Linked DNA regions of Mus musculus: regions 2, 3, 4, 5 and 6 are each linked to region 1. Evidence: chromatin loops called from intact Hi-C (ENCODE). Cell type or tissue: left cerebral cortex. All regions are shown on one strand. Region 1 overlaps Gm40436 (a long non-coding RNA gene). Region 2 has its middle 3.5 kb from the start of Gm32322. Region 3 overlaps Gm32219 (a long non-coding RNA gene). Region 4 holds the start of Gm32369 (a long non-coding RNA gene). Region 5 holds the start of Frmd6 (FERM domain containing 6). Region 6 has its middle 18 kb from the start of Gm32322.

Region 1 (5,000 bases):
TGGCATCCAATCTCCATAGACTGGGATTTGCCGTTGAGGCTGTCTCTTAGTCCTGCGAAAGATGGATGATAGTGTCTACACTTTTTATCTTTCAGTCTTCTTAAATTGTATTTGGCTTTACAGGAGCAACTTGCAAGACAATAACTCTGCCCTTTGATCTTCACCACCTGGGCACTTCAAGCCATTTTTACCTCCGTGGCAGAGGCAGAGCTAAGAAAGAACGTGTTTCAACATAAGCTGATGTACCGAGAGCTTTGGTCTCCCCCATCTCTCCTCCTGCACTGGGACATGATGAAAGCCAAACCGACTACACAGACCTCTTAGGACCAGAGCACTTCAGAAAAGCACACTAAACACCTTGTGGGAATAATGTAAGATAATGATGTAAACTTATCTTGAAGACTGCCATAAATAAAGTGATATTAAATGTGCCTGATAATTATATACTACTTAATGGCATAATTAATCTGTTCTATCTCTATCTACTCTCCTCTCTGAGCACCTTTTCCAAACATCCTACCATCAGATGTTTTCCAAACATTAGACATCCCGCGGAGTGGAGGTGGGGTGCCTCTTCCTGGGGTAGTCTGTTTTCATATACGTTGTCCTGAAGAGCACACTAAATGCCTTCATATATTTAAATGTCTTAACAGCTTTTATGGATGCTGGTGACTTTAACAATTCTTTTTTTGGTCTTAGTGGATTCTTTTAGGGGAGTAGGGTGTGGGCCTAGACTGGCTCTTTCTTTCTCCCTTCCCTCTTCTCCACCCCTTCCTTGCCTTGTCTGTCCCTCCTCAATTCTCTCTTCTTTCTCTCTTTTCTCCCTCCCCACTCCCATACACACACACACACACACACACACACACACACACACAAATGCACTGCTGCCTCTTTTTTTTTTCAACATCCTTTCAAGGGTTTTTAATTCTGTACCTTGAGAAATAATAATTTCAGTAATTGGCCGGCACAGTGCTAATTACATGGGCCTCCAGAGGGGCAGCTAATCTTGAGACTTGCACATAATAAACTAAATGGCCCCGTGAGCTTTCCTGTCTCAGATTTCACTCTGGAAACTCCTCAAATCTCTGCATTTATTTGCCTTAAGTTTTACTGTCTTGTAATTGTTAACGATTATCTCTCATATTCCCCCATCCCCTCCCTCCACAAACAGTATAAGCTCCTTAGGGCAGAAGCTATGCCTTTCAGATTTATACCATTATAGGGATTGCTTGATAAATATTTGTTGACATGCTTGGGATATTGACTCTACAGGGTCATCTCACCACCATGACTTGTAGTTTATCACCACTGGACACTTCTTCTTCAAGGCTGTTCTTCATGGTAATTACATGCCAGAACTCTTTAGGGTAACCATTTTGGTATAACAGGCAATGAATTTTTGTTTGTTTGTTTGTTTAACCTTAGAAAAGAAAAGCTGTGGGTCATGATCCCAACAGGAGTTGCATATCAGATATTTACCTTACAATTCATACCAGTAGCAAAATTACAGTTGTGAAGTAGCAACAAAATAATCTTATGGTTGGGGGTCACCACAACATGTGGGACTGTATTAAAGGGTTGTAGCACTAGGAAGGTTGAGAGCCACTACTCTGGGTGTGAAATAGATAATTCACCTGCTTCTCTGAGGATGTGTTCTGCTGTTTTCTCAGCTGATTTCTGCTGGAAGAATCAGCAAATGGTTTTAACGGTCCCCCACCATGGTCAATGGGGTTGGGCTAGTGAAGGCCCAGAGAATGCAATCCAGTGCCCACTGTCTGCAGAAGGCTTAGCCCCTCCTCCTAACCTAGATGTAAGATATAGTCACTGCTCTAAGAAATGAAGGTGTGTTCTCTGTCATTCAATCAAGCTTCCAGATCTGTTGTACCAGGACACCCTAAGGTTGGACCAAATCTCCTCTTCAGATCTTGTTTCTTCATAGGCAAGAAAGCTGAAGGAGAAAGGACACACAACAAGGAGAACTTGCAAAGCATGCCCAAGGCATGCAGATTTCTTATGTCTACTCCCTGCTCCTCATCTGTTTATGTTCTCTGAGTGTCGAGATGAATGTGACTCAGCTGTGATACACCAAAAGATGAGGCAGCAATTGAGCCCTTACGCTCTCCCTCAGCATATGGCAAGCTTTGTGGCTGCCAAACACAGATGAATGCAAAACCTTTTGTTTCAGAAAACCAAGGCTCACTCTGCCGGGCTGGCACTGGACATGATGTCTTCAGGGTGTGGCCAGGAAGACACTCTGAGTTGTCCGGCCAACAGGATGTCTACAATGTGATGATTTGGTCCCTTGTTTGGAAAGCCTTACCTCACTGCCAATTCAGTCTCCATCTTCCAGAGAAACTATAGAAAAGACTTTCCCCCCGTTCATGCGAAGCAGCTTCCCCTTTAAAAATAAACACTGAAGCGTTTCCTCAGACATCTGTGGATCCCAGAAGCCAGGTTCTCTCCCACAAACAAGATTGGATAAAGGCGCCTGCTTTCTTTTTGTGCAGAAAATCTGATGCATACGTTTGAGGTGGGTGGAGAAGAATGAATTATTTCCCTTTAAATTGTGACTTTTATCTAAGAGAGTGGTGTTTTTTCTTTTGATTTTCTTTTTCTCCTACTCAGTCTTGGCCCTGTTGGCAAGAAACCTAACGATAACTTTGGTGCTCTGAAAACCTGATATTATTTCCTGAGATTCTCCTCCTGAGGCTGGGAAGCAAAGATGAGCACTGGCTCATGGACACATCAGAGCTGGACCCTGTAGGAAATTAGATTCTGCTTCTACTGTTTGGCCTTTCCTGTTTTCCCTGCAATCTCTGAGGCACTGAGCCCATCAGCACTGTGGACGGTCGGTCATCTGGTACAATGCTAGCTGTCCGTGGAGAGGCTGGTGGAGAGCAGGACAGGAGGTGGAATTTGCCATCCTCTGGTAGCATGCAGAGTACCTGCGAGCACCGTACATGCCAGGAAGGATGCAGGCTCTAGCTAGGCATCAGCCCAGCTTCTCTGTGTTCCGTGAAATATAAAGTTTGCTTTAGCAATAGGGCCTTACCATTAGTTTGTGCAGTTTCATATACTGTAACTAAGCTTAGAAGTAGCAGAATTAAGATTCAAACATGAAATGACAGGTTCTAAAGTCCATCTTTAACTTCCACAGTTGTAGATGTCAGCGTGGGACTAACACTGTGATATGAGTTTCAGAAGACAGCTAGCTAGCATTGCTAAGATGTTTATATTTTCTAGGAAAAACATGGTCTGCATATCAACTGGACTGTAGGTGGGGTAACTCAGGTTGCTTCCTGGGTGTGCAAGGCTGTTGGGGGTTGGTATAGCGCTGTTATATATTCAAATGCTAAATATTGGCCCCCAAGATTGATCACCCTCTCCCACATTCACCAAGTGATGCTATGTAAACCCTGCTCCACAGTTGAAAGTTAACTGGTTAATAAACGTTTAGAGTCTGTGATTGGGCAGTATGGAGAGAAAGGCAGGACTTGAGGCTGGAGTGAAGGGTCTCAGGAGAGACCAAAAGAAAAAAAGGAAACCAAGGAAGGAAGCAATTGCCATGAGAGGCAATTGACCATGAGCATATGGCCAGGAGAAACAGCAAGTGACAAGGGACCTATGGCTGGGATGTAAATTAGAATAGCGCTAAAACCCACCCAATCTTGTAAATAAAATACCTGGATTGTGTGTCTTTATATGAGCTAGATCAAAATAATTCCTTTTACACGTGGCCATTGGTTCCATTTGGGGGCAAATGTACGAATGAGAGAAGGTAAAACATGCTTGGATGGATGGTTCTGATGGTGCCTAAGAGTATGCAAGGGAGCAACGCAGGCGGGGCTGACCCTGCCGAGGGGGCTGGCCCTGCTGTCTTGCATGCACCTATGGGAAGAGGTTGGGGCTGCCCACATCAGGTCCTAGCTTTTAGACCTGAGTCCACAGTGCATCCAAAGGAAAATGAGTTTCAAATGCATGCAACATGTTTATCATTTTGCTTATTCCTTCAGAAATGTGAGTGAATGTCTAGCTACCATGCATGTGCTAGTACCACACACTCTGGGTGATTGTCATCAAGGTGCTGTAATGAAGGGAGTCACAGTGCAGTACAATGTTCTCTGTGATTGGCAAGCACCATGCCTGATCCTGGCAATTTAGGTTCTTCTAATATTTTATAGTGTTCTATTCCCCTATGGCTGGACACAATGAGGTCAGATATCCAGAACCCAAAGGAACTCCTTGCAAATTGTATCTTGTTGCATTTTCCTGTGGTGAGGACTGCAAAAGTATTCATGAGCCAAGGTTGCACAGGGGCCAAGAGGAGTAGCAGCCAGGTCATATTAGAGTGTGGGGAGAAGTGGGGGGCTCTGCATAAGAGTTGCCTCTGTAGACCAGGTCCTTGATGTCTTCAGAAGCCACATAGTTGTATTCCATAGGGACCTGTTCAGCCCTGATATCCCGATGGCAATGCTTGCAAAAGTTCTTGCAGAGAGCGCAAGCCTGAACAGCAGGAGGAAGCTGCACTCCCTGGGTGCAGACAGGAGATGTGCTTGTTACAGCTCAGTTTCTGCTTCTACAATGCACACTGTGATGAGAGGATGGAGAGCTACTTAGGGAGGGAAGGGTTTGTGGCTTATACTTCCATGCCACCGTATGTCACTGAGAGAAGTCAGGGCAGAAATTCAAGCAGGAGCTGAAGCAGAAATCATAGAGGAAGACCGCTTACTGGTTTGCTCTCCTGGGCTACTTGCCTTATGCAAGCTAGGTCAACCTGCCTAGGGATAGTATCACCCAGAGTGGACTGGGTCCTCCTCCATTCAAAGGCAAAATCTCATCATCATCATCATCATTATCATCATCATCATCAAGAAATTGTTCCACAGACAGGCCAATCTGATGAGGCAATTTTTCAGCTGAGGCTCCTTCTCTCCTTATGTGTGAAGTTGACCACTGAGATCAGCCATCTTGATACTCCATTGTTATCTGTTGCCTGAACT
Region 2 (5,000 bases), 72 kb after region 1:
ATACACATAAGTTAATAAAATATTTTTAATGTAACTGTGGGTCCATTTTATAGTTTCAAAATATCACATTACTTGACAGTAGACGTGAAAGGGTCAGACACATAGAGACTCATGACTTTAACACCAGCTTCACGAAAGGAACCTCTGTATTCCCACACTCCCTGCGGCTTCCTCTCCAGGGTTGTTGTAAGGACCCAGTGTGAAGATGTGTGTGGAACTGTTCCACAAATTGTATTAAATGCTGGTGGCTGTCGTGGTGGACCTGCCTTCTTTGTATTATTAGTTTTCTCTCTAATGAAATCTAAGGGGCTAAAGTGTCTTTCTGATGACCCTTATCATTTCTGACATACAGAATATTCTTCTCCCACTTTGGGAAATTTTAACCAGTGTGAGTCAAAAATGACACAAGCCTTACCCTGCGTGTTAACTGACTTCCTGCTTGGGTGGAGCCTGGGAGATTTGATTACCTCATTGCCACCATAGCGTTGTTTCCCCCCTGGTTGACTGTGGCTATTTGGTTATATAATTCCTGTTTCAGCAAATGCTCTAATGAGCCAGGCCATGTGGTCATGTGGTTCTGAAAGCAACACATCCCTTCAGAATGACTCAAGCAAGCTGCCTCTCTGGCACATCAATTGTGACACGCACACAATCACGTATGCGTTATGCTCCATTTAACGAACAACAGCCAGAGGAATGAGTAAATTAGGCCTGTCCTCAGGGTGCTCACTGTTGCACTGGCTATAGACTATATGAGACTACACATGCTACCCTACATAGACCCTGCATTTCTGGCTCTGTGCATGGGATATGGTAGTTAGAAAGATTTGCTGACAGACATGAGTAAGATAGACTATGTCTGGAATCTGAGTCAGAACAAAGTCACTGGGCTCCAACTCTTTGACAGCCAAAGAGATGTTGAAGTCTTAATACGAAGGAGGATCCTGTTGCCAGTGAATTCCAGAACAACCACAGTCTTAAGACTACTTCTCCCCCTGGGAGGTGGGGGGAAAGGCACGGTGACCCTTGCACTGTGATGAGATGACTTTGCTGGGACATCTTGTATACCCAAGAGTTTCTATGAAGGAGAAGCATTAGAGAGAGCTATAAAGGGGATGAAAGGAGACATCGAGGCAGAGATTCCTCGTGGCATAAGGTTGGGGGTGGGGGGCTTATCGCTGACAAGATATTTGATTAGTAAGCACAGGGGCCACAGAACCTTTATTAACTGTTATAAAATATGACCTGTGATTGTCCTCGGTACTGAACATGAACAGCATCCAGTATATTCACTCACAGAGCTTATTTGTAAAGTTATCCCTACTACACACCAAGGAGTAATATTCAAAAACTCCTGCTCTAGGACAGATCTCATTAAGAAGACGAAAAGGTAAATTACAGGATGGAGAAAAAAAAATACCGATAACATATCTAACAAGGGAACTGTCCCCAGATACAAAAAGGATATTTGAAACTAAATCATATAAAAACCAATAACCTATTTTAAGCATGGGCCAAAAAGAACTGAATATATGCTTCACTAAAAGAAGCTGTGTGAGTGACCAAAAAACACATGAGAAGATGCTCAGCCTCATTAGTCATCAGGGAGTCACAAATTATATAGCACAGCGAAGTACCGCTAGACACCCACAGCTAGGAGCAGTTTAAACACCCGCAGGAACAGCCAAAGTTAGAAAAGACGTCTGGCCACTCCCACTCACATGCACTGTCCGGGGGCAGGTGAAGTGGTGCAGCCATTTGGGAAAGAGGTAGGCAGTGCCTTTATAAAGTTGATCAAATGTCTCTTTGTGATGACACGGCTGTTGCACTCCATGTACTTTATTCAGCAAGAATAAAATATAAGATAAAATACACATAGGAAACAGACATTTTAAACATGAATATTCACAGCAGATTTGTTCTTCGTAGCCTCAAACTAGAAACAAGCAAAAACGTCTATCAAAGATGAATGAATATACAACACATGATATATTTGTGCAATGAGATTAAGGCCAGCATTTTAAGTGAGTGAACGGTTCATATATACCACGTGGATGGTTTCAAAAACATTATGCTGATCAAAGACTAGACAAAAAATAGACTGAAAGACTGAATATTTATGATGTCCAAAAAAAGACATATGGTGGTTAGGAGTACATACTGTTCTTACAGAGGACCTGAGTTCAGTTTGCTGCACTCAGATCAGGTGGCTTTCAGATGCCTGTAACTCTAAGTCAGAGGACCTGACACTGCTCTCTGCAGGTGCTCACACCTCTGTGTGTATGCGAACCCCATCCCCATACACAGAGACAGACAGACAGACAGACAAAGGGAGAAAGAGTCAGAGATAAAAAGACAGACAGAAGAGACAGAGATAGACAGACAGAGACAAAGATAGATAGACAGAAGCAGACCAAGAGTGTCAGAGACAAAGACAAGAAGAGAGATTAAAATAAAAACTCTTAGAGAGAGAGAGAGAGAGAGAGAGAAAGGAAGGGAGGGAGGGAGGGAGGGAGGGAGGGAGAGAGAGAGAGAGAGAGAGAGAGAGAGAGAGAGAGAGAGAGAGAGAGAAAGAAAGAAAGAAAGAAAGAAAGAAAGAAAGAAAGAAAGAAAGAAAGAAAGAAAAAACTTAAAGTGTAGCAGAAACAAGAAACAGAAAGCAAATCTTTGGAAGTAGTCAGCTTGAAGGTGCCAAGGAGGTGAGTCCAAGAGACCTCTTGGGGATGGTGAAACAGTCTGTGTGTTAACTGTGCCTATGGTTATACAGATGTGTGCAATCAGCAGAGCTGCACCCTGACACAGCTACACGCTATAAGACATTATCAGGTTGGTTTTTATAAGTGCATCAGCATAGTAGAGTAGAACTGCCAAGGTGTTTCTATCGCAGACGTCTACTGACTTTAGAATGTTCTTATTATAGCAGAATGTAAAACACTGATGTAAGACGGAAGGACATGAATTGGAGGCACTGCTGCCTGCGTACCCTCCTAGCGGGTATGCTGAGTTATATCTCAGGGAACATGAAACATGACGTCCTCGATTCCCCAGAAGCAATAGACACGAGTATCGTGTCTTCTCATAGAGAATCTGCTCCGAAATAAAGGGCCTTTGTCACTCACATTCATGAAGAGAAGCAGTGTTTTCTTGTTAGAAACGGGAAGACTGAGAACACCCAACATAAAACTTCTAGCCAGGAAGTAACTCTTGACTCCAAACAAAGGAAGGGGCAGGTTTTTATTATTTTAATTACATGTCTTTTTTGGGGGGGACCGGGGGTCCTAAGGAGGCTAGAGTTATGATAGATGCCCAGGAGCTGGAGTCATAGGAGGGTGTCAGTTGCCTGGCTCTAGTGCCGAAGCCAAACTCAAGTCCTCTGCTTGGGTTTGAGAAATACAAGTTTCTAAGCACTAAGCCATCTCTCCAGCCCAAAGCTGAGAAAGCAGATTTTCCATTCTGAGACACTGTGATCTGCTGAATTAACCTTGAAAGGTGTCAAGTTCAGTGACTCACCCCGTGCACTTCAGAGACAGTCTTGGTCTCACTCCTTTTCTTTTCTGTGAAATACATGCTGAGTGCAAGCCTCGTAGGTATTCCAGAAGATATTGCTAGGCCAGGACAAAGACGACAACCTACGCCCCTCTTTCACTTCCCACTCCTGTCTTTGTGTCTCTGTATATAAGAAGTTTACTATGTATTGTGGTGGGTCAGCTCTTTCTTATTTCAGCCCTGAAAAAAAATTTTGTTTCTCAAACTTTTCTAACTCAAAAAGATAAATTTGTAAAAAAGCAGAAGTGATATTTATGTCTCATAAATTCTTAGCTTTGCAAAATTCGTATTTGTGGCTGCATCTGGCATAAGCCCACATCCTTGCATCGCGTTTTCTCTGAGCAGCACTGCAGACTCACTTAGAATGCAGTGGAAAGTGTGGGGTAGAGAATGAGCACTACTAAACGCAGTTATCATCTTAAATGTACCAGGAATAAAGGTCATGTTCACATGACTCACCCACAGAAACAAAGATGGAATTCTTAATTTAGTCGTCCCTCGGGGGTGTTATTTAGCAGGATTTTAAAGGTGGTTTAAACACACCTCTTAGTGATTCATAAAAGAGCACACATTAAATTGTAAAATGGATTCTTCTGTAAAATGGTTTCTTCCTAAATATCAGAAACTCCACCGCGGTTTTTGGCCTCACATTTTGGGGGTATTGAATGGCAGACAAACAATGTCATTCTGAGTCGCACGCCTCACAGACGGTTACTGTTAGGTAAAGAGAGAAACCTAAAGGGCAGGGGCAGAAGTGAAATCATAAAATGATTGGCCATTTAAAGACAGCCTTTGCGAACCAGTTTCCGGTTTCTCAGCTTTGCCGTCGAAGCTCCTGTCCATCTTCCAGCTGCTCTAAGTCTCCTACGGTGCTGGCTTCTGGGTAGTCACACCATAATGAAAATCCCTCTAGGAAACTGAGCATGAATGTAAAATCCAGTCGCATGTAGCTGCCCATAGCAGCATCACACACAGAGAGTAATTAATAGACTGGACAACTTTGCACAAGAGTCTCCATTTGAGGGTTTGCAAGGAGTGCTGACTGTCCTCCTGAATTGAAAATGATTCCTATGTGGGAACCGTTTTGACGATTCGAATAAATTAGATTTGGCCTTGAGTACTCAGACCAAAAAGAGACTTAGCTCTGGGCAGAGTGAAGCCAGAAGAGCATCAAGCAATGTAAGCTTATATGGGTCACACTTGCCGTGGCGGAGGGTGGGGAGATGGGCACAGTACCTGTGTGAAGATTACATGCAGATTTTTCTGAGCCTCTTCATTCACAGAAATGGAAGCAGTAGCCCTGATCAACAGAGGCTACAAACCACGTGGAAACACAGGGAATCGAAGCAGTAATTATCTCTGGGAATCAGGGCCGTGGTTTTAAATGCCTTTGGATTAAACTTCTAACAATCAGGGAATACAAATTCACAATCATGAAAAACAAGTGTTTAAGC
Region 3 (5,000 bases), 80 kb before region 1:
CCATTGTAACTAGAATACCTGTTTCTGAGTAATCCTGCCATAGCATTCATTACACTGCCCTGACATACTTCCCATTATTTTATTTAAGAGTGTGGAGTCTCTGACTCCAGGGGTGGGAGGGGTAGATGAAGGACATTTGAAAACGAGAGTGTGAAGGAAGACAGAAGTCTTTAATGAGAACTGCACAGAGTGATGGCTGCATGTGTCTGAAAATATAATTAGCCCCCCTTTTGTTTGCTTGATAGAGTTTTTTGATAGATAGGATCTTGACAGCTCTGTTATGAAATGTTAAAATGTAATTTAGTTAAAAAAAACCTTAATTATCTTAAATTATAGTCTGAAGACTAGCTCAGGGCTTTGATCCTTTCGTGTGTGGGACATAGCAGGGGCTGCAGGAGAGCCCCTCCAGATGCTCTGATTGCATAAAGGAAAACGAAAAACCTAGTTCACTGGTGCCCTGTCCACAGCTAGGGGGTGTGCAGATAGAGAGATACCAGCAGGATTTACCTCCTGTCCACTCAGAACCGATGGGCATTGTGGGTATTTCCATTCATCAGGGAATAAAACTCAGGCTCCTAAGTGCAGCGTTTGGGCTCTTGAAGAGCTAGCAGCAACAACCTACATCTCAGGCAGACGGTGGTGCAGAGCAGGCAGTGCAGGCTGCAGGGCTGGGTCACAAACCTAAGCCTTCCCAGACATCTTGCTGAGGAACTAGGCTTGCTATTGAAGGTCCCCAGGCCTTGTTCAGTTTATCACAAAAACTGAGCAGACATCGGACTGTTTCAGTGTGTTCAAAGCACACCATTACTTCTCAGTTCTCTCCGGTCCCCACCAATTCTGCCTTCTGTCCTCCCTTCATACCTGGTTCTTTTCTATCCTGCAAGTCTCCTTCCCTCCCTCCTACTCTCTCTCTTTCTCCCTCCCTCTCTCTCTCTCTTTCTCCCTCCTTCCCTCTCCCTCCCTCTTGATAGCAAATGTTCCTTAGACACAGGCTGCATGACTACCCTCCCCTCTTCACGCCCTAGCACCAGGAGAGTGAGTGTAACTTGGCCGAGTGCCCAGTATACCTTCATGATAAAAAACAAGAGTTCACCAACACCCACCATCCATTTGGCTTTAGCAGCTATCAATAAAGCAACCAGAATATCAATAATGAACCAGAAATAGAGGGGTTTGGGGAGGGGAGTCAGAGTGTTCGGGTTTGCCCTGGAGTCAGACGCTCTGCGTTTGAAGCCTGGTTGAATGGTGACCTCAGGCAAGTAGCCACTCTGTAACTCCGTTTCCTCATTAAAATGTGAGTGGCAGTAGGACTTTCTTCAAAGGCTTATTGTGAGGAACAGCATACAATCACATATATAAAATTACTTAGGAGGGAACATAGAGTCCTAATTAATTCTTATAATGACCCCTGATGGAGTTTCTATCATTTTCTCAGCTATAGATAAGAGGAAACCGAAGCCTGAGCAGGAAGAGAGCTGTCCCAACGATGTCTAGAAAGTGACACAGTCAGATTCGCAGCACACTGGTCTCATCCAGAACTATGCTTCACCACTGGCCCGGCTGCCTGCTGTTCCCCTGTGCTTGGACCCCAGGACTGAGTGGGACCAGCAAGTCTATGACACCCACAAGGCTGACGCTCTGTATGGATGCTCTTCTCCTCTGACTTCTTACTGAACAGGGATCAAGTTTAATGCAGTTTTGGATGTAAATGCTTGCAGCTATCATTTCAAAGGGAGACTCCTGATTTAAAAAAAAAAAGGCTTTGTCAAGTTCCGGGGGTACAGGAAGATGACTCTCTTAAGGCTTGGGGGAGTTGAAAGAGAATTTCACACTTGCTAATCGGCCTGATGCACAGGTCCTTCCTTAGGGCCTGTGAGGGTCCAGTGTGCCCCCCCCCCCATACGAAAATGGGTGTGCACGCTTCCCTCTCCTTCACCCATCAGTGTGTTTATGCTCAGTCTTCCTGCTCTTCGCTGTGCCTGGCTCGGGCTCCCGCACACCTGCAGGGAGCAGGAGGCATTACTTTTCCCCGCCCCCACAGGATTCCTGTGAACCCCAGGGTGGAAGCGAGGTCCTGAGGTCCTCAGGGGAAGAAGAGCAGATAGTAAATTGTATTTTTCTTCACGGTACCTTGCACTTTCACGTGGTTGTCTCAGAGGAAACACAAGCAGATCTCTGTGGGATAGCTCTCCTGCCAGAAAGCTCTCAGGAGCACCCAGCCCTCCGTTAGAGGCGTCTCAGGAGAGGGTACGTCTCCTATTTTATTGAAACACTTCCCGAGGTAGAGTCTGATTATGTATAGATGATCATTTGTACAAGGTCCTGTCACTTTGGGGCCTGGCTGTTTCATATTTTCTTTGAGGAAAATGTATTTTAAACATCTCCCCCCAACTTGGTTAATAGTTGCTCTCCATATAAAGTCTGTGTGAGTGAGCAAGATGGGCGTGCAAATGGCTGCAGAAATGGGTGTGGGAAACCATTTGGCCTCTGGTCTCAGTATGCTCATGCTAGGACACACAGACACTTAACCTGCTTGTCAGAGAGATGCCTGGCTGTCCTCGGCCCTGCCTGTTCCCTTCCTTATCCACACGTGGCACAGCAAATGGAAGGGCTTGCTGAGACATCAACCCGGGGAAGCCAGAATCCCTGTAAAGCTTGCTACCCCCGAAGCCTTTAGAAGAATCAGACATTGGAGGACTTGAAAAACCAAACAAGGAAAGCTGAGCTAAAGAAAGGCTGGAACAAGACGCAACAAGCCTCCTACAAATTATTCATAATTCCATTCTGATTCATAGCAGGAGTCAAAATAGCCTGCAAGCCCAAGGCTGCAGCTGGTGGGGAGAAGCTTGGCTGTGTTTGTTCAGTTCCTCCAATGAGGGCAGGCCAAGTGGAGGCCTGGGGAAGGGAGATCCCTGTAGATAAAAACGAGTCTTCAAGGCCAAATGGTCTTTTGGCTGAAGGTTCCAGATATTTGGTAACCAGATTTGGACTCTAACCAGGGAAGAGGTGGAGGAGAATCTAAGCCACTGTGGCTAGATAGACCTCCCTGGGGGTGGGGAATGCCCCTTCTCTGCCTTCATCCTACCCTTTGCAGATTATATCTGGCAAATGAGGTCCCTGTGGCCCGCCATTTTTGTCAGGTCACACCCCAGACCCGTGAATCAGCCAGCCAATTCACTATTCAAGAAAAGACCCCTGACTCTCTGTATCAAATGTTTAACTCCCCTGCTGAAGGAAGTCTCGCAGAAAACTCCCTTTGGGGGCTTTGGGTTTTTCTACCAAGAGAAGAGGCTGTAATGGTCCTGATAGGTAAACAAATTTTGGTGCATGCAGAGGTGCAATGGTTTGGAACACGGACGAGTAAGGGTTTGCTGGGCACCTTTGCCATGGAAGAGGAGCTCAGTCCTATTGGCTGTGCCTGCAGGCCTGTGACATCACGGGTGAGAAGCACACAGGGCATATGGCACGTGTTTAGCCTCAGAGGACTTTCACCCTGAAGCTCAGCATCTCCTGTGAAGTGACATGTGGCTTGGGGGCTAAGTTGCTTGATGTAAAAGCTAAATGTTAGTTAAAAACACAACCTGAAGTGCCCATGGGGGAGATGGGTCATAAGACGGATAGTGAAGAACGGACGGACAGGGTTAAGGTCTTCAAAAAAGAAAGGTGTTCCCAGCAAGAGGAGTGTGCTCTCAAGAATCATAGAGGTACTGATTTTCTGGAGAGAAGGGATGTCCTGGAAGGTATGAAATAAATGGGCTGAACCATGAAGGGCCCCAGAAATCTATGAAGAACAATTTAGAAAACAAGGGAGAGCTGTTTGCTTTTTTTTTTTTTTTAGTAGCAGGGACTGTGTTCTTCCATGGCTTCTCAGGAGGAGAAAAGATATTGTTTCATGGGAATCCAAAGCTGAGTACCACTCACATCCTAGAAACAGCTGGAGAGACCCAGCTTAGAGTTTGCATTTGAGATGGATGGCTGGGGGCTGATGGGAAGTAGAAGGGAGGTGGTGCTCTGGCTGAGAGGGCCTGGGCAGGGGAAAGGGGCACTCAGTCAGTCAGTCCCAATATGACTGGAGCCAGATATGGAGTTAACTCAAGGTCATGGGCTGGGGAATCTCACAGAGAGGGCCTGGATTCATGAACTGGGCCGGAGGCTGAAGTAGTCATAGAAGCTAGCAAGTAGGGAAAGATTTGATGCTGTGGAATTAGTCAGTTATCCATGGTAAAAATGAGACTGGTAAGATATGCTCTGGAAAAATCGCAACAAGTCAGTGATGGGTCACAGAGCCTTAAAGGCTGGCACTAAAGCTTCATTCAGTTGTGGGATGAGGTCAAGACCAACTGTGATTTGTTGGTGGGGTCATTCCACAGTCTGCATAGAGATGCCATAGGGTTGTAGCTATGTACTGTTGGCATCTAGGAAGCCATGGTGCTCATTTCTGGTGATGTTCATCAGTTAGAAACCACTGAGACAAATCCATGCCATAAGATAAGAATCTTCACATGACATGGAGAGAAACTACAATCATAGCTCAGAGATAGATGAGCAACTGTTTGTCGGGCTGGCTCGGATTGTGTGATGTCGTTTATCCACTGTGCTAACTCTAACTTGGGCTCTACAAGAACGGATGGACTGATGAATTAGTGAAGTGCACTGTGGATTTGGGAAGGCCAAGTGAACGGTGGCCTCAGCCCCATTGTTTAGCATGTCTTATTTGGCTTCAGTCTCCTGACCTCATAGATAGAAAGTGTGCTCCGTGTGGCCACAGAACTCAGGGAGTGCTCTGAGGCTGGAGCTGAGCACGCTTGATGCCCAGGCCAGCAGTCTTCCTCTGGATCGTAGCTTCCCCACCCCACCCCCACCCCACCCACCCCACCCCCACCCCATCCCCTGCACCACAAAGCCGGCACACTGACCTCACTTTCCCAGTCCCGCCCTTGGCCTCTCTTAGGTTTTGCATTAGGAATTTGGCCACAGAACTCATTTGCACAATGACTAAA
Region 4 (5,000 bases), 56 kb after region 1:
TGTACCCACAATGCTTTTGGGGACAGGTCTCTGTCTGTACTAGTCCTGGCTAAGAAAATATGCAAATCACATATGTGAGCCACAAATGCATGTTTTAAAAGTCTAATAGCTATTTTATGTGAGTGTGTGTGTGTGTGTGTGTGTGTGTAATTCTGAAGATTCACCCAGGTCCTTTTGCTTGCTAGGTAAGTACTCTGCCATTGAACTGTACCCAAAATCCATGACATTAGAAAGAGAGAGAGAGAGAGAGAGAGAGAGTAAAGAGAAAGAGGTTAAAGTAATTTTAGTAATATATTTCACTTAATCCAATATTTCTAAAATCTCATTTCAGTAAGAAATCATCATAAAAATTATTAAGATATTTTGTGGTTTTTATATGATGTTTTAAAGCTCCAATACTTATTTTTCATGTTAACTGCCTCTCAGCTTAGACTGGCCACATTTCCACTGCCCAGCTTCACGGGGCTGATGTTTGCCACAATGGACAGACAGACTGCTCTGTGCTGCTCAGGGTGGGAGTAGACTTTAGCAGATCTCCTGCGGCTAAACAGGTTTCCTCACTACTTCTCCAAGTCTCCCAGGTCTGCGTGTGTGAGGAAGGGCCTTGTAGTTCAGCCTCCGATTGCCATAGGCCATCCCGTGCATTGAGAATCTTTAGCTGGCTGGCAGGAATGGATATGGAGACCAGCTTTGTCTTCTAACATCGTGTTCTGGGCCATCCTTGATCTATCTTTTAGGCAGACCCACAGATGTAGTAGTAGTAGTAGTAGTAGTAGTAGTAGTAGTATATTATTTTGTCAATTATGACAGAGGATACTTTTGCTAGTTGTCACACTAGCATGGGTTTCTCTTTTTTTGCTCTTCTGTGATCATCTCCCTCTGCTCTCTGCCCTCTGCCCTGTACCAGCCACTTCTGAAGCCAATGGTACCTGTCGTAGATCTTTGGCACTACTGAACCCATTCATGAATTTTTTGTCTTAATGACCAATCACAGAACAACAAACAACGACAACATTAGTGACTTCAATCAGCTATTTATAGTGACTGGCTCGTTCAATCTCTGCTGTAATTACCCAGGCTTATTGTGTAGCTTCTTTCAGCGGGAAGGCCCACTGTGGGGCTGAGCTCAGCTGGGACAGATGCGCCTTGCTTTCCTGTAAGAATAGAGATTTGTTGTGTGAGGACTTAGGAAGACTCTCATTGGAGGTTCTTCTGGTCTCATTGGACCACGCATGCCATATGATTCAAGCCTACAGTCGACCCCAGGAGCAGAGGAGAGGACTGTAAAGAGTCTCCCGGTCTCTCTTACAGGTTCCTTACTCAGTTACTCACCGTATCTGACATAAAGCCGTTTTCAGCACAGGCAGCTTCTCGGCCACCTGCCCAAAGCCCCAGACACAGATGCCAGAATTCCCTTCCACAGCTGCTGTTTCGTGCGCATGTGCTGTGGCCACAGTCCACACGGAGCAGAGCTGAGCAGATGCGAAGGCTTGCCGGTGAGGTGTCACTTGGAATCGCAGGGCCATTTCTAATCCAGGCTGTTCCCACCCAGTTCCCATGCTGTGCCGTCAGTAGATGGTGTGGGATAAGTGACCAGATCACAGGATTCCTTCCCTCACAGAGGCGCCTCGCCCTCCCTTAGCTCAGCCGAAGCACATGGCTTTTCTGTAATAGGAAAAGTCGCTGGCTGGTGTTAACAGACAAGTGAGGGAAGAGGAATTGGGTTCCCAGTGCCCAATTTAACTCTTCATATTTTATGTTTTAGTTCCACAGTGTGATGGAATGTCAGACTTCCCATACAGAAAAAAACTGGCTAAGATTTGCTTAAGTGCTTGTTACTTATGTGTCCGTAACTGCACAAAAGACTTCAACAACTTCCTCTCATATGTTTCTCAAGACAGTTTTTTACACATGAGAAAACAAGGCACAGAGAAGTTGGTTAACCACCTGAGGTCACACAGCAAACAGGCCTGAACTCAGGCAGCCTGCGTTCACACCCCACAGCTGCCTGCACACAGACAGCGCAAAGGAGACAACGATAGCTGATGGAGGAAGGCGTGGAAGCCAAGGCTCGGCTGGAAGTAGACCGCCTTCCAGACCCTGTTCAGTAACTTGGTCCTTCAGGCTTTCCATACAAAATTTTTCTAGGACGCTGACTCCCATCTGATGAACTACTCTCTTATTCACGCCCCCCACCCCCCGACCCCCACCCCCATTTTTTTTCATAGTCTATTTCACTTGAGTCTCATATCTGAACTAAGCTGGGAAAATTGAAAGCATCCTAATGTGTTGTGGAAATAATAATTTGGTGGCCCTGAACCTGACCAGAGAGCATGCTGAGTCTGGGAAGACCTCTGCAGGGCTCCCGCTTGCCTCAAGAAGAACCCACAGCCCCGGATAAAAATGGTCTGCTCCTCTCTTTACCCGTTAGGATTTATGATGCGTGAAAGAGCCAGGTTTGCAGGGAGAGGAAAAGAAGCCACTCACATTTATAACTAAGGCTTTTCAAACCTTCCCAAATGCCTAGGTGGTTTCGGCAGCTACCAGGGAGAAATGCTAAAGATGTAAATTGAGGTAGAAGAATATGATGCCGAGTGCACGCAATGGGAAAAGTTTGGATGACGTAAGGTCTGAGTCACGCCATCATTTCATTCTTACTTGTGTGAATACAGCCAGGCAAAGTCACGCAATGCATACTGTGCTATCTATCTACTTTTGTTAGTGTAATGAAATACCCAAATCAGAGTAGCTTTATAAAGAAGTGAGGTTTATTTTGAGGAATCAGGAAGCATGAGCCTGGCTTTGGCTAGGCTCTTGGTGTGGGCCTCTGGGCTGTGACATCATGGCAGAAACACAGTGGGTAAGATGAGATCATGCAACAAAACAAGAAGCTAGAGAGAGGCTAGAGCCCTGTGATCCCCTGGAGGCGCACTGCCTACAACCCAGACACCACCCACAAGGCCCTACACCCCAGGGGCCCCACAGCCTCACCTTCCACATCACTGGAGGACCAAGCCCCAGCAAGGATCATCTGAAGAGACAAAGCCCTTCCAAGCCACAGCAAAGGCTTTGGGGAAGCTTGCCGGCTAACCAGGTGACTGAGCGGTACCCTGCAGGCGCCTCTTTCCCTGACATTGCATAAATTGTCGACTGGTGTGGGTTTAACATCGCCCTACATACTGAATAAGAGACTGGAAACAGAAACTCAGAATCTGTCCGTGCCTTCTCTTTCTGTCTCCTTTGAGGTGTTCATACCATTTGTGGTCAGCGCCTTGAGCATTTATAACCAGAAGCATTCCAGAGCAGTAGTTACCAATTCTCTCCATGTAACCTCACTTTACTGAGGGATGCTGTTTATTCCCATCTTCCGCATCATCTTCTCTGTGGGATAATGTTACCTCCTCTGCGCTTCCTTCCTTCCTTCCTTCCTTCCTTCCTTCTTTCCTTCCTTCCTTCCTTCCTTCCTTCCTTCCTTCCTTCCTTCCTTCTGTCCTTCCTTCCCCTCTCTCTTTCTTTTCCTTTCTTTCTTTCTTTCTTTCTTTCTTTCTTTCTTTCTTTCTTTCTTTCTTTTTTTTTCTAGACAGGGTTTCTCTGTGTAGCCCTGACTGTCCTGAAACTCACTCTGTAGACCAGGCTGGCCTTGAACTCAGGCTGCCTCTGCCTTCCAAGTGCTGGGATTAAAGGCGTGTGCCCCCACTATCTTTCTATACAGCTCAGATTCCTGGCTTATTACAGAAACCTTTAGTTTTAGGATTTATATCTAACTAATCCCATATTTGTAAAGGAGAAGGCCATGCATCTATCTCGGGACTAAGCACCATCTCAATTAGACGATTTCCTTCCTAGCCAAATTTTGTATGCAAATAACAGAGGTTTCCTTAACTGTACTTTGGCTTGGGTGGAACCTCATTGCTGACAGACTGGCAGCAAACAGGCATCTACTTTGAAGTGTGGGCAACACTTCTATTGGATTCTCTGTAGTATTGGGTAGCCTCAGACATCTCTCCTTTGGCCCATCAGGGAGAGGAGGTCTAACAAGAGAGTAGACAGGCAAGGAAGGAGACTGTACTACTTTGAGTCAGGCCACAGTAGGTGTTCCCAGTCTGGAGGCAAGCTGCTGGGGCAGGGGTGGGGGTGGGGTGGGAGGGGGGAGCGGTAACGGGAGCTGAGAGCTGTCACTCAACCACATTTTCAGCACCACACTCAAAGCAATTTTCTTTTAGACAAAGATTTATTAGGCTGCTGGAAAGAACATAGTGGACTATGCTTGCCCAAATTTGTTTTTACAATGTTTCTATTTAAATTTAGACAGCGGCTGCCAGTTACCTTAGTTGAGTCACTCAGATCCTAGCTGAGATGCTGAAGAGCCAGTGGCACCTGCAGCCACACCTCTCCTTCCTCTTCAGGTCCCGTGGCTTAACCCTGCTCTTTGGGAGCCTGTTCTCTAGTGAAGCTCATTCTTACAGTTCAGACTGAAGCCAGAAATCTTTGCCCCAGTGGCTGACACATCTCTAGCTATGAGGCAGAATGCCCTCCTAGAGGAGTGTCCACCACGCGTAGGCCAATTCATTATGCTAACCAATGTATTTTTATCTTTCCAATTTATTTCTTGATATTATAATATAATTGCATCATTTCTCTATCCCCTTTACTCCTCCAAACCCTCCCCTCTGTCCATCCTTGCTCTCTTACAAATTCATGACCTCTTATTTCATTAATTGTTAAAAGTACTTATCATTTATTTTAAAACAGAGAGCTTATTTTCAATTTTTTTTACATGAATTGGCTATGCTGGTCCATTCTTTTTTGTTTGCTTGCTTGCTTGCTTGCTTGCCTGCCTGCCTGCCTGCCTGCCTGCCTGCCTGCCTGCTTGCCTGCCTGCCTGCCTGCCTGCCTGCCTGCCTGCCTGCCTGCCTGCTTGCCTGCTTGCCTGCTTGCCTGCTTGCCTGCTTGCCTGCTTGCCTGCTTGCCTGCTTGCCTGCTTGCCTGCTTGCCTGCTT
Region 5 (5,000 bases), 200 kb after region 1:
GGGGATATTACAAATGTTCCAAAGCCACGTTTCTATAATCCAGGCAGTACATAGTCGTTGCTAATCTCTGGGTGATCCCAATATGCTGACAGATTTGAGAAGGACTGGTTCCTAGGCAAACTTCTGTTCCCACAGTGTCTGATGTTTTTCCTGGAGGCTCCAGGCTGAGCACTGCTGCTCCAGAGCATCTCTGTGGCACCACTGAGGATGCTGCAGCTCTGGAACAGCACGCCCATCCTCCCAATCTGCTGTAAGATTCAGGGGGGTCTTTAACCTTTGAACCCCGGGGCTAACCCTATGCTCCATTGTTGGGAGTACTTAATACACCCATGGACTAGAGCCAAAGAAAAACAACGCGAAAAATGATGATATGTAAGTGCTTCTGAAAAAGTAATCATTGAAGATGTGCACGGATGCATCACTTGGTGAAGTATTCCACTTCAGAGAAACATCTCATCGGACCAGCGAAAATAAACTAGATCCCATCGTCAGAGGATAAAACCAGACCACATACAGACCTGCTGCATTCTTCATTGTAAGGAGCACATTAAGAGCCCATCCTGTGATAAGAAACACATCCTTTCTCAGTCCCCTTTAGTTGGCTGCATGCTGCTTCCAAGGGGCATTTTATAAAGTTTATAAAACCAACTTAGATAGCTTGAAATGGTTTACAAAAATATATCATGTAAGAGTGATTATTGTGGTCTTCACACTGTTAATATGACCATTACAATTCAGAAAAAAAAAATTTCACATAGTAAATTTTACCACAATCTAGCCCTGGACAATAAGTCTGATCTCACACTTTCTTTTTTTAAAAAAAGCTCCATAAGATACTTTGCTCTTTGGGTTACCTAATTGCTTTATAATCACAGTTATGTTTCACAGTCTAACAATATGCTGGGGTTTTTTTCTCTGCTAGATTCTCATATATGAAACCTGAAAATAAGTCAGATTTAGGAAACTTTTTTCCAAAATAGTACTATGTTTCTTGTTTGTATGCTGGTTTATCTCATTAGACAGCAGTTGATTACCAATTAATACCCAATTTGCACTCATCCGGAGTAAATATAAAAAGAGAGAAAAATATCTTTTTTTGTACGTGCTCACACTTGTGGAAGCCAGCAACAACTTACTATTCACGGTCTCCAAAATGGAAAGGCAATTGAAAGGTCTGCTGGATAGTTGTTTTGGAGTCTTTTGTTTGTTTTGTTTTGTTTCCAAGACAAGGTTTCTCTGTGTAGTCCTGGCTGTCCTGGAACTCACTCTGTAGACCAGGCTGGCCTCAAACTCAGAGATCCACCTGCCCATCTCTGCCTCCTGTGGGTTGGGATTAAAGGTCTGCGCCACCATGGCCCACCAGGCTGGCTGGCTAGTTTTTATGTCAATTTGACACAAGCTAGATTATTTGGGAAGAGGGAACTTCAACTCTTGAGACCTGCCCCCAACCACACTGGCCTTTGGTGAATTTTCTAATTGATGATTGATGTCAAAGGGCCCAGCTCACATGGAAGGGAGAGGGGCTACAGTCCCTGGCTTGGTGGTCCTACATACATAAAGAAGCAAGCTGAGCCTGGCCGGTAAGAAACACTTTTCCACGGCCATGCCGGGTTTCTGCATTGAGTTCTTGTCTTGATTTCCCTCAGCGACGCAGTGTGACTTGAGAGCTGTGTGCAGAAATAAACGCTTTGGTTTGGTTTGGTGTTTAATCACAGCAATCAGCTATTTCAAATACAGCTTCTATGGGGTATCAAGTGTTCTTCCTCAGGTGTCTGCACCTACATGAAAAAGCTAGAATCTCAGATTCTCCTCACTGGAGCAGCACCATCCACAAAACACTTAGAAGCTTGTAACTGTGGGTGGCAGTGCCCCCACCACACACACACACTTAAGCTGCTAGACACCTAAGCAGGTCCAGATAGGTGCAGCACAAACAAGTGGACTTCGCTTCTTTACCCGACTACCAAAAGGAGCAAAGAACCCTCCATTCCTCTTGGGATCTTTGGGGTTATTGAAATCTTCTAGGGCTGTCTTTTGCACTGCTCACAGCCAAGCCGGCAACCTTCACCAAGGGTACACATCATTTTGAGGGCCACAGGCAGCGGCTGTTTCAACCTGGGGAGACAGACTGAGCGGGGGCGGATGGGCTTAGGCGGCACTCACAGCCCACATGCAGGATAAAAACCGTGAGGTCGAAGTGGGCGCCTGACGGGAGGGGGATAGAGGAATCACGAAATCTCCTCTTCTCGCAGGGGCCGCCCCAGTTCAGATTTATTAAGCCGCAGCTCACGTAAAACAACCACCCCCAGGTAACCCGTCTAGGCCTGTGAGGGAGAGGCTAGGGACTAGGGTGTGCGGGAGGATGGGGGGGGGGGGGGCATGAGCGGAGAAGGGGACCATTCCGAAGGAGGGGAGGGCGGACAGTCTATTACCCTCGCACCGAAGCCTCTGTCCCTTTGGGAAAGGCATGCAAAGCATATCTCACTCTATATAACCCACTTGAGCCCGACTCGGTTATCCGATGTCACCCGCGTCCCCTGGTCCCTGGGTCTCTTCACCCCTCCGCAGGACTCTTGGTTGGGTCCGGGGCGGAGCGGGGCGGGGCGGGGGGGGGCAGCGCTCCACGTGCAGCCGCGATCACCCCAGCTCTCTGCTTCTTCCGCTGCTCGGTCTCCGCCTTCAATTTGGGGCGGGGCGGGGCCTCGAGCAGGGAGGGCGTGTCTCGGGCGGGCCGTGGGCGTGAACTCGAGGGGGCGGAGCGGAAGGCGTGGGCGGGGGGCGGGGCAGCTGCAGCGTTGGTCTGGCGGCAGCAGGAGTGCTGGGAGCTGCGAGTAGGCTCGGCGCCGCTGGAGCAGACGCCGGTTGTGAGTCGGAAGCCTGGCGCTGTCGACTTTGGAGGTACGCGCGGGAGCGGGCGCCGGCCTGCTGGCCCCCTTTCTGGGACGGCGCGCCCTGGCCGCCGCTGTGCCCCCTGCTGGTCTAAAGTGCGATTCCCGGCTTTGCCGCTCTCGGCGTCTTTCTTCTTTCTCACGGGGCTCTGGGCGTCGGGCACCGGGCGGGCAGGTCGCCTCTCCGCGAGTTGGAGCTCGCCCACGCCGGGGCGGGAGGCCCGGGGCCCCCGGGCAGCCTCGGCCGCGAGGGAAGCGCGGAGCTAGGGGGCTGGGCTCTGCGTTCCTGCGCCCCGATCTCCGAGACTCTGGCTCGAGGGGTGCCTGCCTGTAGCGCCCCGTCCGTAACTAGCTGGGACGAGCCGTGAGTCCCGCGTACCCGAGCGATGTGCGGTATTGCCTGTTGTGCGCGCAGGCCGGACAGCCCACTTCGGGAAGGCACCCCAGCGCGTCTGTCCGGTATCCCCGCCAGTGCCTAGTGTGGGAAACCCTGAAGGGGGCCTTGGGGACACACGAGTCCCGGGTGCGGCCTGCAGAATTTTGGTTTCTGGAGGAACTTAACACGACCAGGTAAAGGAGACCACTAGCCTCCCCTCCGGGAAAGCGGGGATGTGGACAGCTCGGGGCCACCCAAGTGAAGTCTACAGGATTTAAACAACACTTGGAGTTCTAGAATGGCTTAGCCTGATGGTGGAGCGCTTTCTTAAAGGCAGGAATGGATGGAAAGCTGTCAAAGCAAGCACATTTAAAGTTGAGATAAAAGCTGGAACAATTTTCAGACCGTACAGTTGTGTGGCTAGTGTCGGAAGAAATTCTGGCTCAGTGGCCCCCTTACACCTTTGGGGGATTTGTTTATTTATTTATATAAGCGGCCAGTCTGTTTTGCTAGCATTGCACCCCGGGAGCTGTGTAGTGCCCACTGCGAGGAAGGAAAACTTGTGCAAGGATTCTCGGCGCGTTTGAACGTGGAAGGGAAAGCGTACCTTGCCAGATTTTCCACGCATGATTCCCCCCTTTCTTTGGACCGAGTGGTGTTTGTTTACCGGTCTTCGAAGCATCCACCTACATTTAGTTTTTGCACGAAATACCCACTGTTGCCACAGTGTGTAGTTTGGGGATTAGAGAATGCTTTTGGAGAAAACTGCTAGTGGCTTCATTTTCCAAGAATGTAAGTCATTTCCTTTCTGTGGTTTCAGGGAGTTGATATTTCACAGCATCAAAAACTCTGTGGGGAAAATTTTCCGTAATACATCTGTCATTTAAAAGGCCTGTGACTTTTGAGTTTTCTTAAGAACAGAGCATAAATTTAGGCCCGACTTTGTTGAAAGGACAAAAAGAGTTTTTGTTTGTTTGTTTTCTCTTATCCCGAATCTAGAGCATTGAGAGTGCTGTAGAAAGTTGTAACAGCCAAGACCTACAAATGGCTTGCAGGATGGAGAGTGGGGGAGGGGAAGAGAGCAGAATGGAGCAGGAAAACAGATGCCTTTTGCTTCGGTCCTTTGTAGTAAAACTTCTAGCACCTAATCATTTTCCTTGGGTGTGGTTTTGAGAAATTATAGTTTTACGTTAAAAATGAGAATACTCCACAACTGGAGGTGGTTGACATGGAAATGTGAGGGTTTTAAGGGGAGGGTATGTTTATAAACATACTCACTTAATATTTTATAGTAAAGGAGACCTCTGGTAGATTATTGGATGGCGAGGGTCCCCCCGGGGATATCCTATATCAAGTTATCTGCAGGATATCTTCTCCAGAAAGCAGACTGACTGTAATAAGAACTACCCCCCCTTTCCCCGCCCACCTACCAGCTTTGAGTGGCTTACAGAAATACCTGCGATCTGACACAGTCACAGCTCTTGCAGGGCTCAAAACATTTTGAGCCAGGCAAATCTTCTGACTTTCCCATCGCTTCCTTTTTGGGGTTAGCAGGGGTTAAGACATCAGTTTCAGATACACAGTCTGAGGGTGTAGATTTGAGATACCCCGAGCTTTACAGGAAAATACCCGAAAGCAACACGGGCAGGCTGGAAGCCCTCCTTTTAAAACAAAATGCTCCCGTATGCTATACAGGTTTTTTAAAAATCTGCCATTCAACTGGGTTGGCTGAATTG
Region 6 (5,000 bases), 87 kb after region 1:
CCAGTAGCCTACACTGAGAGATTACTATCAAAAGTCCCCAAGAGTTTACCAGTATCAGTTCTCATAGCATCATACATAGCATTTCACTGCCCTAAAAGCCCTGTTTCACCTGTCCATTCCTCTCTTCCCCAATCTCTGATCTTTCCTCTACCTCTGTAGTTTGAATTTCCCACATATGGTACCTAACGTATTCAGATTGACCTCCTTAGATCTGAATATACAATTAAATTCTCTCCATGTCTTTTTGGGTATCAATAGTTCGTTTATTGTTAGTGCTGAATAATAATACCCTTTATGTTAATATACCACAGTTTATCTACTCACCTGCTGAAGGGTATCTTTGTTTTTGTTTTGTTTTGTTTTGTTTTGGGTTTTGTCAGGGCATGGGGGGATACGGGGGAGATAGGAGTTGTTTGTTTGTTTGTTTGTTTGGTTGGTTGGTTGGTTGGTTGGTTGGTTGGTTGGTTGGTTTTGGTTTTGGTTTTTTGAGGCAAGGTTTCTCTGCGTAGCTCTGGCTATCCTAAACTCACTCTGTAGACCAGTCTGGCCTCAGAAATCTAACAGTCTCTGCCTCCTGAGTGTTGGGACTAAGGGTGTGCACCACTACCACCACCTGGTTTTGTTCAAGTATTTACGCAGACATGGTGTCAGTTCCTTTGGATGAACATCAGGGACTATGCTTGCTGGGTGCATGATATGACTGTGTTAAAAAGGTCTTCCAAAGTGGTGGCAGGATTTTGCACTGTCCTGCCCACAACCCCCAAGCCCGCTACCCCACCCAACTCATGTCCAACCCTCAGCCATGAGAGTTCCCAGGGCTTCATGGCTTCATCGGTAATTTCTGTCATTTTGGATCTTGGCCATTGTGAGTCTTCAGTGTGATATCACTGTTGCTTTAATTGACAGTTCCTCAACGGCATGAGATCAAATATCATTTATCTACCATTTATATCTTCTCAGGCTGAGGAGTCTGGCTCAGCTCTTTGCCCATTTTTAAAACCAGGCTGTTCACTTCTTGTTGTGAGAGTTCCTGGTGTATTCTGGGTAAATCATTTATCAGATATGGAGACGCCATCTGTAAATACTTTCTTCCAGTCCGTGGCTTGTCTTCTCCTTTGACAGTGTGTTTTACAGAGCAGAAGTGTTGATCTCTGTGGGATCCAGGGTATCAACTACTCCTTTCTCGGATTGTGCCTTTGATATTGAACCTACGGTCATCTCGCTTTTCCGTTATCATTCTGGAGTTTTATACTTAAGGCCTTGACATTTTGGGTTGATGATCCACTGTGCGCTACCTCTTGCAAAGAGCAAAGGGCAGTCTGTCTGTTTCTGCTTGTGAGCTTTGCATACTTATTTTTTTGCTTTTTTGAAAGATTTATTATTTATTTTATGTATATGAGTACACCTTTGCTCTCTCCAGATACACTAGAAGAGGGCATTGGATACTGTTACAGGCAGTTGTGGGCCACCATATGGTTGCTGGGAATTGAACTCAGGACCTCTAGAAGAGCAGCCAATGCTCTTCACTGCTGAGTCATCTCTCCAGGCATCTATTTTTTTTTCTTTAATTGTATTTAATCTGTGCTCTACATTTGTCTCTGGGCTGCCTTCTGATCTGAGAATATCCTCTCCTGTCCTATGGAATGTTTTTGGGTTTTTTTATTTTTCTCTCTCTGTTTTGTTTTTCACTTTTTGAGTGTGTGATTTGAAGTACCGAGTTCTGATAACATTCAACTTCCTGTTTTTGTCTTCTTGTCATTGCTAAGAAGCCATTGCCTGTCCCAAGGTCAAGCATTTCTCTTCTGAAAGTCTTGGCTATTGCACTTAGAGTGGCTCTTTATAGTTTGAGATGATTCCCCATTGTGATGTGAAGGAGAGGAGCCGTTTCAGCCTCTTGCATGTGGATACCCAGGCGTGCTGGCACTGTTACAGGAAATCTATTCTTCAGTCTGTCTCAGCACTGTCATCAGAAACTCCTTTGTAGGAAAAACTCCTTTGTAAATTAGAAAGGCCCTGTCTCCTCCTGACCTGTCAGTGCTGTCTGATTGATCTATGTGTCTACCCGTAGCACAGTGCCTTGATTCCTGCCGCTTCTTGCTAAGTTCTAAACTTGGGAAGTGTGTCTTCTTCATTTTTCGTTTCCCACGCCATTTTGGCTAAGTCCTGTGGGTTTCCGTGTGTATCTGGGAATTTCTACAAAGAACTAATTTGGGATGTTGGTGGGGTGACTTAAAACATGGTCTCTGAATAACACATCTTATAGCTTCCAGTTCCCCAACACCAGCTGCTTCATTTAGATATCTGAAAATTCTTTCAATGGTGTCCTGTTATTTTCAACATCCTAAACTTGAATTTCTGTGGTTAAATTCGCTCCTGATGAGTGTTTTGTTCTTTCTTGATGCTGTTATAAATGAAATTGTTTTATAATTTTTTAATGTTCGTTGCTACTGGATTTGTACATTGTACTGCTAGTACACAGCAATGTAAAGTTGACATGTATACATTGATCATTCCCTCGTGTGTCCTTCTTGTCCTCCTCTACCTTCCCTCTCTCTCTTATTCTCCATACTCTTCTTCCCTCCTTTCTCACTCCCTCCCATTCTCTTTCCCTCTTTCTCCTTCTTTCCTTCCCCTCCCCATTACTTACTACTCTCCCTCTTCTCTTTCTTTCTCCCTCCTCCTATCTCCCTCCTCACACTGCATCCCCCTGCCCCACATCTCTGACTTGTCTTCCCCTCTATTCTTCTCTATCAGCTAAGCTGCTGTTGTCACTGCATTTTGCCGATGCTGCTCCCTCTGTCTGGATTTCACCTCTCATGTGTGATCTTCTGGCTCATCCTTTGGCTCGAGCACATGGGCTGCCACTATGCCAGTCTATGTGTCCTGGGTTTGGGGCAGCTGCAATACTGAGTCTCTATTGGTTTACCTCCCCGTAGTCCCTCATTTGCACTACCCATTGACTAAGGTTGCATCTATGAGTCTTTGCCCACTATAATTTCCTTATATAATATAAGGTTTGCCACCTGCAAAATACCCAGCATGAAGAGCACTCAACAAATCATTCTTTGGATGAAAGAAAGAGCAGTTAACACTTGGGGAAAACAGCTCTTGCTAAGAACTCTAGGGTGTGTGTAGGTGGGGCACATACCACCTACAGAACCAATCTGGCCTCCTTCGGCAGCATTGCATTCCAGAATGGAATGTGATCATCTTGGGAGAGCAGAGGCACAGAGATCCAGGCCAGTTAACTCTTCTGTGGTTGTTTCTCTACCAAAACTCCCTGCCTGGGGGTAGGAAAGTCAGAAAGAAAATTTCAGTTCCCTGAATCATTTGTAAGTGAATAAACTGTCTGACTCCTTTGCTTTTTTACCTGTCCTGAGGTACAGCTGACTTCTGCTGGGGGGAAGGGAAGAGATGCAGGATTTTCCTTGCCAAATTCCTTTTCCCTAACAAATAGGGAAATTCCTGACCAGCTGTTGCAGTGAGTAGAAAGAAAAATATTCCCTTGGAACCCTGCGGCAGAAGACACTTTGTGTGCTGGCTCCTCTCAACGAGTGTCTAGAGCCTTCCAACTACTGCTCTCTCACCCGGGGTTCTTCATAAATCTCAGAAGCAGCAGCCGGTGTTTTGTTTTGTTCTGAGTTGGAATTTCCTTTAGCTTCAACTCTGGTGTTCAGAGGGCAGGATAAAGCCTAGAACATCAGGAGGGAGACTGGGGGTGATAGACAGGAGAGGGAGGAATGAGCCCAGGCTGAGATGGGCTGCAGCTACTCCTGATGTGGGATGGACCATCCACCCCATCTGGGACTCCACAGTCTGCGGCCTGGCCAACAGAGGAGATCCATTTACATTTGGGGATATTATCATATTGAACTAGGCTTAGGCTTCCTGTATGAATTGAGCTTTGCTGCTGGGTGTGCTGAGACCTTTAGACACACAGAGTAATGTACTGTGAGACTGAAACACTGCTATGTAGGCATCTCTGTTCTAGCTCGGGAGTCTCCATCACCTAGCCTAGCACGAGGCCTGGATCAGAGTGCAGCTTAGCTGAAAGGACAGAGTGTTTAAATAAGATGATGTAAATTAGGTTTTCCCTTCCTCTAAACCAAAGGGTGCAAATGTCCACAGCACTTCAGTCACTTAGGGGAGGTAGGTCACCAGTCAGGAACAAATCCTGTGAGTAAATAAGTCAAGTCATTATTTTACCATCAATTAAAAAAAAAAAAATCCAAGAAAATTGATTTCAAAATGAAAACACATAGCTTACTGTGTGTATGTTCTGAAATGCTTTGTCAGAGGAGACGACACGTGTTTATACTGGAACAAAAATGAAAGGGGAAGTTTGTAAACGCAGTGCTCGCCCTCCTACCCTGTCAGCAATGTGTGTCCGGTCAAAGTTACCTGATGAGGCTGTTGGTGCTGGCTTGGTTTTGGTGGAGGAGATTGGGGGTTGGAAGGGGGAGGGTGTTGTTGTTTGGGTTGGGTTGGGTTGAGTTGTGGTTGTGGTTTTTTGCTTATTGATGTCAAAATATCTCTCTACTTAAACGGAGAAAAACGACTTCAGCAAACTGTTCTAAGGTCAGTAGTGCTGTGTACAGTGCCTTGAACCTCGGGTTTCTGAGGATTTCTGGGCACATTTCCAGTCGCTTCCGATCAAGTTTGCCTCTAAATGGAGCAGAACTCTGAGTCAGGACGACGTCCTTGCTAAGTTTGTTACAAACTTAGCTAGACCTGAATCTGCTGCCTTAGCTTCCTCGGCTGTGGGAGCGTTCCCAGTCACCCAGGTGCTATTTTGGTTCCACACGGATTCAGTGAGCATGGTCTGAGGAGCCAGGGAGAAGACCGGAAGCTCACTTCGAGGTAGAGGTATCATTTTCCCCTCAGTGAAATGGATGAACTTCTCCAAGGGTGGCCCTGATGACTAACACGGGGAGAGGATGAAAGGAGAAGGCAGGAGGGAATTGTTTTCTCAGCGATCCCAGAGGCCAGGCGAGACCCAT

What was found. A loop is a pair of places that touch in the nucleus more often than their neighbours do. Peaks named below come from ENCODE experiments on the same cell type or tissue, not always from the same donor. Only the 100,000 strongest peaks of a DNase experiment are listed, where the experiment ranks them.
Region 2: a loop joins it to region 1, with 9 times the contacts of the local background. A loop is called at or near these places in 3 of 42 quality-filtered maps.
Region 3: a loop joins it to region 1, with 7 times the contacts of the local background. A loop is called at or near these places in 2 of 42 quality-filtered maps.
Region 4: a loop joins it to region 1, with 5 times the contacts of the local background. A loop is called at or near these places in 4 of 42 quality-filtered maps.
Region 5: a loop joins it to region 1, with 4 times the contacts of the local background. A loop is called at or near these places in 4 of 42 quality-filtered maps.
Region 6: it touches region 1 in a loop (5-fold over the local background); 2 of 42 quality-filtered maps call a loop at or near these places.

The regions. Positions count from the first base shown.
Region 1 is chr12:70,622,360-70,627,359 of GRCm38, forward strand. Gm40436 (a long non-coding RNA gene) reads left to right here. Exons shown (of 3, transcript XR_872797.2): 3 at 124-352. Among named protein-coding and RNA genes, the nearest start is that of Gm24474, 25 kb to the right of the region's middle. In left cerebral cortex, no CTCF peak of the experiment used is centred here; DNase peaks (open chromatin) are centred at 2,146, 2,415 and 2,737; H3K27ac peaks cover 2,276 bases.
Region 2 is chr12:70,694,733-70,699,732 of GRCm38, forward strand. No RefSeq gene overlaps it. Among named protein-coding and RNA genes, the nearest start is that of Gm32322, 3.5 kb to the left of the region's middle. In left cerebral cortex, a CTCF peak has its summit at 1,676; DNase peaks (open chromatin) are centred at 677, 826, 1,710, 2,995 and 2 more places; H3K27ac peaks cover 3,284 bases.
Region 3 is chr12:70,542,459-70,547,458 of GRCm38, forward strand. It overlaps Gm32219 (a long non-coding RNA gene), which reads left to right. Exons shown (of 4, transcript XR_872795.2): 4 at 1,436-2,129. Among named protein-coding and RNA genes, the nearest start is that of Gm32219, 9.3 kb to the left of the region's middle. In left cerebral cortex, no CTCF peak of the experiment used is centred here; a DNase peak (open chromatin) is centred at 2,746; H3K27ac peaks cover 1,196 bases.
Region 4 is chr12:70,678,762-70,683,761 of GRCm38, forward strand. It overlaps Gm32369 (a long non-coding RNA gene), which reads right to left and starts at 3,454. Exons shown (of 3, transcript XR_003950187.1): 1 at 2,992-3,454; 2 at 1,333-1,665; 3 at 1,019-1,154. In left cerebral cortex, a CTCF peak has its summit at 1,459; DNase peaks (open chromatin) are centred at 1,392 and 2,659; H3K27ac peaks cover 402 bases.
Region 5 is chr12:70,822,676-70,827,675 of GRCm38, forward strand. Frmd6 (FERM domain containing 6) reads left to right here and starts at 2,839. Exons shown (of 14, transcript NM_028127.3): 1 at 2,839-2,898. In left cerebral cortex, a CTCF peak has its summit at 2,956 (motif pointing left); DNase peaks (open chromatin) are centred at 2,253, 2,759, 3,360, 3,795 and 2 more places; H3K4me3 peaks cover 3,448 bases; H3K27ac peaks cover 3,632 bases.
Region 6 is chr12:70,709,339-70,714,338 of GRCm38, forward strand. No RefSeq gene overlaps it. Among named protein-coding and RNA genes, the nearest start is that of Gm32322, 18 kb to the left of the region's middle. In left cerebral cortex, no CTCF peak of the experiment used is centred here; DNase peaks (open chromatin) are centred at 1,955, 2,139, 3,159 and 4,774; H3K27ac peaks cover 2,625 bases.